Regions from separate parts of the Homo sapiens genome. Here region 2 is linked to region 1. A link is an interaction called in ENCODE POLR2A ChIA-PET data of the cell type or tissue named here. Cell type or tissue: A673. All regions are shown on one strand.

What was found. Peaks named below come from ENCODE experiments on the same cell type or tissue, not always from the same donor. Only the 100,000 strongest peaks of a DNase experiment are listed, where the experiment ranks them.
Region 2: POLR2A ChIA-PET joins it to region 1 with 7 read pairs; 2 of 35 experiments call an interaction of 5 or more read pairs at or near these places.

The regions. Positions count from the first base shown.
Region 1 is chr11:123,201,282-123,205,281 of GRCh38, forward strand. LOC105369540 (a long non-coding RNA gene) reads left to right here and starts at 2,757. Exons shown (of 2, transcript XR_948116.2): 1 at 2,757-3,280. In A673, no CTCF peak of the experiment used is centred here; a DNase peak (open chromatin) is centred at 1,630.
Region 2 is chr11:123,282,505-123,286,504 of GRCh38, forward strand. No RefSeq gene overlaps it. Among named protein-coding and RNA genes, the nearest start is that of LINC02727, 30 kb to the right of the region's middle. In A673, no CTCF peak of the experiment used is centred here; DNase peaks (open chromatin) are centred at 1,287, 1,737 and 2,187; H3K27ac peaks cover 2,119 bases.

The DNA.
Region 1 (4,000 bases):
AGAAAACACCTAGTAATCTCAGCACTTTAGGAGGCCAAGACGGGTGGATCACAAGGTCAGGAGATTGAGACCATCCTGGCGAACACGGTGAAACCCCATCTCTACTAGAAATACAAAAAATTAGCCAAGCGTGTGGGCATGCGCCTGTAATCTCAGCTACTCAGGAGGCCGAGGCAGGAGACTCGCTTGAACCCGGGAGGCGGAGGTTGCAGTGAGCCGAGATCGCACCACTGCACTCCAGCCTGGGCGACAGAGCGAGACTCCATCTCAAAAAAAAAAAAAAAAGGAAAGAAGGAAAGCACCTAGTATAGGGGGGCAGGCACATTGCTGCTCAGCAAGTGATGCCCTTCTCTCTTCCCCCTTAATTAATGCAACAAAATATGCCGTGACTCCAGGATACATTGTAACTGGATCTTCAGGGGTCCTTTCCCCTCTCAGAGAAAGGGGACGATAGCATCTCCTTCCTTTAGGTGGGGAATTGAGGTCTAGTGACTTCCTTAGAAACACACAGCAAAAGGAGTAGTAAAAAGTGTTTTCATGCTCTCTCCTCCTTCACATCAGTCCCCAACTCTGGGTTGAGATCAAAAGCAGGCTTTTGTTTGGCTAATGATGCTCAGAATTACCCACTAGACAAGCTGTCTTCATAAGGGAGCCAAATGAGACAGGAATAAGAACAGGAAATACATTTCAGATTGTTAGATTGAAGGGGATATCAGAGACATCCGATCTAACCTCCATATTTTACAGAAAAGGACACAAGTGCAGAGAGGAATGGCAACGTGTCTAGGGCCACCTAGCTAGTTGGTAGCACAAAAGGTATAAGAACCCCAGCCTGACTCTTCGTTCAGCGCTCTTGCCACTGTCTTGTGCTGACCTGCTGTGATCCTGAGCAACCTCTCCCCGAAGGAAGAAGCCATCAGGCTGGTGACCAGATGTATGCCTGGCTTCATTCTCTAGCCAGACACCTTGTGATTTTTCTGAAAACCCAGCAGCATGTTTCCCTTTGTTGACATGTAAGCACGTGGTAGAAAACACAGACCACCAAACCACAGACAGGAATCTTCCTATCTTCCTCCCAGCTGGACAAGGGCAGCTAGCTGTCCTCGGCTAGCATAAGCACTCATGTACTTTTCATTCATTCAGCCTCAAAAATGTGTCTCCAGCCTGTAAGCCTGCATTTGTTCCACCTCTGTGCAGCTGCTGTGTCCACTATCAAGCTGGGCAGGACCTTAGAGTTCCTTTTGGTGTAACTTCCTCACTTTGTAGACTGAATCCCAGCCAGGAGATGTGCTATCTCTGGGTCAAACTCAAGTTAGAGACAGAGTCAAGCTGGAAACCAGGTTGCCTAGCGACCAGCTCCATTCTCCTTCTAGAGTGTGGAAGATTACCACACAGAGTGACCCTGCCTCTTCCTAAAAGGTCAGGAATGAGAATAAAAAAACTCATGGTGTCCGCTGGCAGAAACAGGTGGGACAGGGCCCAGGGAAGAGCTGGTTTTTATTGTTGTTGTTGTTGTTTTAGTATTGGATGAGACTCAGTAAAAGCCATAAAATAAAACTAAGAAGAATCTATGCGAGGCCTCATTATGCCACTGGTGTCCTGCCTGCGGGGAACTCATTTATTTTGTGGCTGAGATGCTGGGAGCTGTCAGCAGCTGCTTGCAGCTGCTCAGTGAAAAGACTGATGGCAGCCATGGCCAGGCTGAGGAGATGGGAGGGGAGGAGAAGCATCCCCCGTCTTCCCACCTACCACAGGCACACACACAGATGCGTGACATACACTCAGAACAGTCTTGCAGCCTCTTGCATTGATGTGCACCTTTCCGGATGACACTGTCCCAGGAAGTGGAGTGGGGGATATGCCAGCCATGGCCTGAAACCAGTGTCCAAGAGGCAGTGGAGGATGCTGGATAGAGCATGAGGTTCGACATCAGGAGACCAGGATGGAACCTCTCCCTTACTGTCACCTACTGAGTCAGCTTGAATAAATGATGAACCTCTCTGTGTCTCAGTTATGTATCTGGAGAAAATAGGTAAGCTAGTGCTTTGTCAACTAAGGTTCTTTATGAATGTGAGGTAAGCATGATAAAGGAGTGTAGATTGCAGGAACTGGCAGGACCTGACTTGAGTCGGACATGCTTCTCTGTACCCCGTGTTGTAGAGAATCAATCCATTTCAAACTGGTGTGGAGCCCCATGACAGACACAGCAGACACAGAGGGAACAGGAGCTGGGCCCAAGACTCGTGGTGGGGCCTCTCCCCTGACTTCCTGGAGGATGAGCCCAGCACAAAGACAGATCCGAAAGACACTGTTCACTGGCTCACTCAGCCCTGTTCCTAATACCCTCTCTTGCCTACCTCCACCATAGAAGCTAAAAGGTCAAACATCTGCTTTCCAGGCCTCCTTTGCTCCCAGGGAAGGACATGTGACAGGATTCTAGCCAACGAGTCTTATCAATGGATAGGAGAAGTCAGCTAGGGAGCTTTGGGGAAATATTTGCTTTATACTTTGTGCAAACCAGAACTGGGTTTAGTCCGTAAAGGATAATTTTCTTAGGATATATAATGCACTCTTAAATAACCATAAATCTAAGACAAAACACAGCCATTGCCCTGATAAAGGCACAGGTGAAGAGCTATTGAATTTCAAGGGTGACTATTTCTTCCTATGTAGCGATCAGGGACTGCTTCATGGAGGAGGGGGCATTCGAGGTTGATACGACTTGAATACCCAAGGCTGAGAGATTCGGACATGATTCCCAGTCCCAATCTCAGATGCCCTGAGCTCCTTCACTCTTCCAAACCACATTATGGGGAATCTGATGATTCTTGCCAGGTGATGTAATAGCTCTGGTGATGATCAGATATCATCCCGCCTCTTAATGACAGAGCACCATCTTCTGAAGCCCTTTAAAGATACAGTCTAGCTCATGCCTCTGAAGTGAGCAGAGATGGATAAAGAAGCCACCTCATAGACACAAAGGAACTTCTCAAAGTTCCAGAATTGTTTGAGAAGAGAACCTGCCGATCCTCTCAGCCATGTAATCCTTCTTGGAACACTCCCTCATCTTCACCCACGTAGACTTGCACACCTACCCTCCAGATGTGGTGGGAGACGCCTTTATGTAACATGAATCTGTATGATGAATTCTTGCTCATATTGAAGACATGAAATTCCTATGAATAGGACATGTACTTTGAGTTCATTATCCCTAAAAGCAAGTCATGGATATGCTTAAGTTATCTGAGTGCTTTCCCTGGAAGACCAGTGGAATGCTTCGGTGAGATTTGTGGCTGGGGTTGGGGCTGGCATGTAGAGTAGAAGCTAACCTGGTTTCACTAGGACTAGTTTCTTTTTCTTTCTTTATTTTTTTTCTTTTCTTTTTTTTTTTTTTTCGAGACAGAGTCTCACTCTGTCACCCAGGCTGGAGTGCAGTGGCACGATTTTGGCACACTGCAACCTCCGCCTCCTGGGTTCAAGCAATTCTCCTGTCTCAGCCTCCAAAGTAGCTGGTACTACAGGTGCACGCCACCACACCTGGATAATTTTTTTTTTATTTTTAGTAAAGACGGGGTTTACCATATTGGTTAGGCTGGTCTTGAACTCCTGACTTCAGTAATCCACCGGCCTTGGCCTCCCAAAATACTGGGATTACAGGTGTGAGCCACCATGCCCGGCCCACTAGGACTATTTTCTAACTGATCTGAATGAACCAACTTGGATAACCTCATGTTTAAAAAACATTCATTTATATACCCACCAGGATTGTATATATATATATCTATATATAGAGAGAGAGAGAGAGTAACAAATGTTAGCAAGGCTGTGGAAAATCTAGGACCTTTGTGTACCTTTGGTGGAAATGTAGAATGTGTAGGCACTGTGAAAAACAGTAGTACAGGGATTCCTTAAAATATTTTTTTTTTGAGATGGAGTTTCACTCTTGTTGCCCAGGCTGGAGTGCAATGGCACGATCTCAGCTCACCGCAACCTCTGCCTC
Region 2 (4,000 bases), 81 kb after region 1:
AACCACCAAGAAAAGGTCAGGAATCTTTAACAGAGGACTCGGGAGGCTACACAGGTTTCTGACTGTCTAATGGCAAGATGGCTTATTTTTTAGAATTGACACCTAAATCCTTTCCCAAATGTTGCAGGTAGACCGAGGAGACTCCACGTGAAAAGCACTAAGAGAGGATTCAGAGGAGTGTGGATGTCTGTGCAGAGTCTTGAAGAATGAGTTGAGGGCACGGGCTCATTCCAGGAAGCAAAGCTTCATAGCATGAGCAGTAATTGTGATTTAGTGATATGGTTCAAAGATTCTCTACAACAAATAACCCCATGCGGGAAAAAGCCTCATCTCCCAGCAACAACCAACCTTTGCAACTTAAGGGCAGTGCAGAGCCAAGCTGTAGCAGCACTATTTCATAATTCTTCCCCTTACTAGTAAGTAACGTTTATTTATCGCTCCCTCTCTCTTCAAACATTGTAGTCTTTCCCTTCCTGCCTGCAAATCTACAACTCCCCCTCCAAGGGAAGAATGGTGCTGTGGGATGGAGGAAAGAACTTCGGTTTTAAAATCAGACCGAAGTGTGTTTGCTGCTGGCCTTGCCTCCTATTCACTTGTAATCTTTCTCCCCAACCCCCCCCCCCCCACAAAAATGGAGTCTTGCTCTGTTGCCCAGGCTGGAGAGCTATGGCGTGATCTCGGCTCACCACAACCTCCAGCTCCTGGGTTCAAGCAATTCTCCTGCCCCAGACTCCCAAGTAGCTGGGATTACAGGCTTGCACCACCACGCCTGGCTAATTTTTGTATTTTTAGTAGAGACAGGGTTTCAGCATGTTGGCCAGGCTGGTCTCAAACTCCTGAACTTGTGATCCGCCCACCTTGGCGTCCCAAAATGCTGGGATTATAGATGTGAACCACCGTGCCTGGCCTTCACTTGTAATCTTAAGCAAGCTATTTCACTTCTGTGGGTCTCCGTTTTCTTACCTGTGAATTGGGACTAATACAACTCCTTGGATTGCTGTAATAATAAAATGAGGTGGCGCATGAAAAAAAACAGCTCTTAAAAAAGGCATGCAATACATGTTAGTTTCTGAAGAGGATCAGGATATGCCACCCCCAAATATGCCACTTTTGGAGGGTTATTTTGAGCCAAAGGCAATTGAGGATCAACAGATGTAGCAAGAGTTTCCTGCCCTTCACTTATCCATCTAAAAGCAGGGCGTAAATTTATCTTTGAGAAGGTGGCATAAATTTCCCTAATGATGGTGTCCCCTTCTCCTGGCACCAGGAAGAGGAGAGTGACTCTTATCAGAGAGATGGAGAGTCGGCACTGAGAGAAGTCTGCATACAAAAACTTTACTAAAATAACTCTAATCTTCCATTAGTTCTCCCACATATTCTTAGTCACTTACTCCTGCTTTCACATCCCTTGAAACTCAAACTTCCTTTTCTTCGTTTAAAATGGTATGTAAGCCCCAGAATCTAACCACTCTTTCCCTCCCTCCCGCTTTCCTTTCTTTCTCTCTCTCCCTCTTTCTTTCCTTCTTTCTTTCTTTCTCTTTCTTTCTTTCTTTCTCTTTCTTTCTTTCCTTCCTTCCTTCCTTCTTACTTACTTTCTTTCTTTATCTTTCTCTCTCTCTTTCTCCTTCCTTCCTTCCTTCCTTCCTTCCTTCCTTCCTTCCTTCCTTCCTTCCTTCCTTCCTTCTCTCTCTCTCTCTTTCCTTTCCTCCTGGACTTGAACTCCTGGATTCAAGAGATCCTTCCACTTCAACCTACAAAGTAGCTGGGACTACAGGCACAAGCCATAGCGCCTGGCTTCTAACTACTTCTTTGAGCTTCATTTCTTTTCTAGTAACTCCCATTCATGTAAATATTAGTAAACATTGCGTGCTTTTTCTCCTGTTAATCTGTTGTTCAATTTGCAGGCCTCTAGTTACTGAACATAAGGGTAGAGGAAAAGTTTTTTCTCCCTGATGTTTCCATCCCTCCCACATTCCTGAAAAGAAATAAAAAGCAACCTGGGGCAAAAGGGAGCTATCTTTTGCAGTCTATCACAGAGAGATGCATCACAGTTACAGTTATTCTCCAGTGTCTTGGGGCTGGGGATGTTTCCTGATTGTGAAGGAAGGTTAAAAAAAAAAAAAAAAAGCCTGGAGCTCATTAGAGTAGGTTATCTTCTACACACACACAGAGGAAATACAGAGGAAATACAGGCATGACCCACTTCGAGCAATCCTACTAATGCAAGACTGAAATTTGCCAGAAACAAATTAACCAGCCATTAGTTTATCTTTTTAGCATTTCCTCACTTTTCTAAAAAGGATTAACAGGAATAGAAAGGCAACTCTTTGTCAGTATTTATACGTAGGTACTGAAGTTGAATGGTGACAGACACTTGGGGCTGAAGTAGAATTAAACTTCAATTAGAAATGAAGATGAGGCCGGGCGCGGTGGCTCACGCCTGTAATCCCAGCACTTTGGGAGGCCGAGGCGGGCGGATCACGAGGTCAGGAGATCGAGACCATCCCGGCTAAAACGGTGAAACCCCGTCTCTACTAAAAATACAAAAAATTAGCCGGGCGTAGTGGCGGGCGCCTGTAGTCCCAGCTACTTGGGAGGCTGAGGCAGGAGAATGGCGTGAACCCGGGAGGCGGAGCTTGCAGTGAGCCGAGATCCCGCCACTGCACTCCAGCCTGGGCGACAGAGCGAGACTCCGTCTCAAAAAAAAAAAAAGAAATGAAGATGAAACTGCTCTGAAATGATCAGTTGTCATTGGACTCCCAATCTGAAGTGTGAAAAATGCCATTCTGTTTACAGACATTGAATCAGCTTGCCTGCCTCCAACCCTACACACTCCTGCCGATCCCTCTTCCTCCCATGCCACCCTCTTCCTCTCCAGCTGAAAAATGCTCTTTTCAGATGGGATGTACTCCCCTCTCTCATCACAGCTAATCTAACAATATGGCAAATTACCAGTTTCCCAATTTAGCTCACACCACTCCTGCCAAAAACCTTCCTTCCTTTTCTCCATTTATCTATCATCAAAACCCTGGGTTCAACTTGCTCTTCCAGCCTCTGAATGGTATTTCCAGCAGGTGGTATCCCAAGTGAACTCCTTACTCAAATCCTTTAGAAGTGATTTCTTTCATGTTTGGGTTTGTACCTGATTTCCCCAACTAAATAATCAATTTCTAAAATTTAGAAATTTTGTCTATTATGGGCATGCACTTGCATCTTCAGTGAATTGCACGTTGTGTGTATAAAAGCATATTGTTGGCCAGGAGCAGAGGCTTATGCCTGTTATTTCAGCACTTTGGGAGGCCAAGGTGGAAGGACTGCTTGAGGCCAGGAGTTTGAGACCAGCCCTTGCAACACAGTGAGACCGCGTCTCTACAAAAACTAGAAAAATTAGCTGGGTGTGGCGGTGCACACCTGTAGTCCAGGTTCTTGGGAGGATCGCTTGAGCCCAGGAAGTTGAGGCTGCAGTGAGCTATGATAACACCACTGCACTCCAGCCTGGGTGACAGAGCGAGACCATGTTTCAGAGAAAAAAAAAAAAACTGTATCATTGATAATAAAAAGTAGATTTATGTGCAACTTTATAAGGATTTCATCTATTGTAAAAATAAAGGCTCATATGCACTGACATTTAATTCACCTGAAAACAGAAGAGAAAGGCCAGGATAAGAATATAATTGTGATGAAAATTTGAAGCTAAGAATCTGATCAGTGAGCAGGGGTTTTTTGAGGATCTATTACTACCATGTGCTTGTCAGTATTCTTTACCAGTAGCATAATATGTAGCGACCTCATAGCAACACTGCTTTAAATATAATCTTTTTCTGCAAAGGCTATACTTCCAGCCAGGGTGCTTGGCAAGATGTTTGCTGCCTGCTTTGCTGGCTAACCTAGGAACGAATTCTCTCTCTAACCTGAGTACCCTTCATTCCGTATCTTAGATTTTGGCTGACATCAGCATTATCTTTCTTGTCATCCTGATAGGGATGGGGAGAATTACATT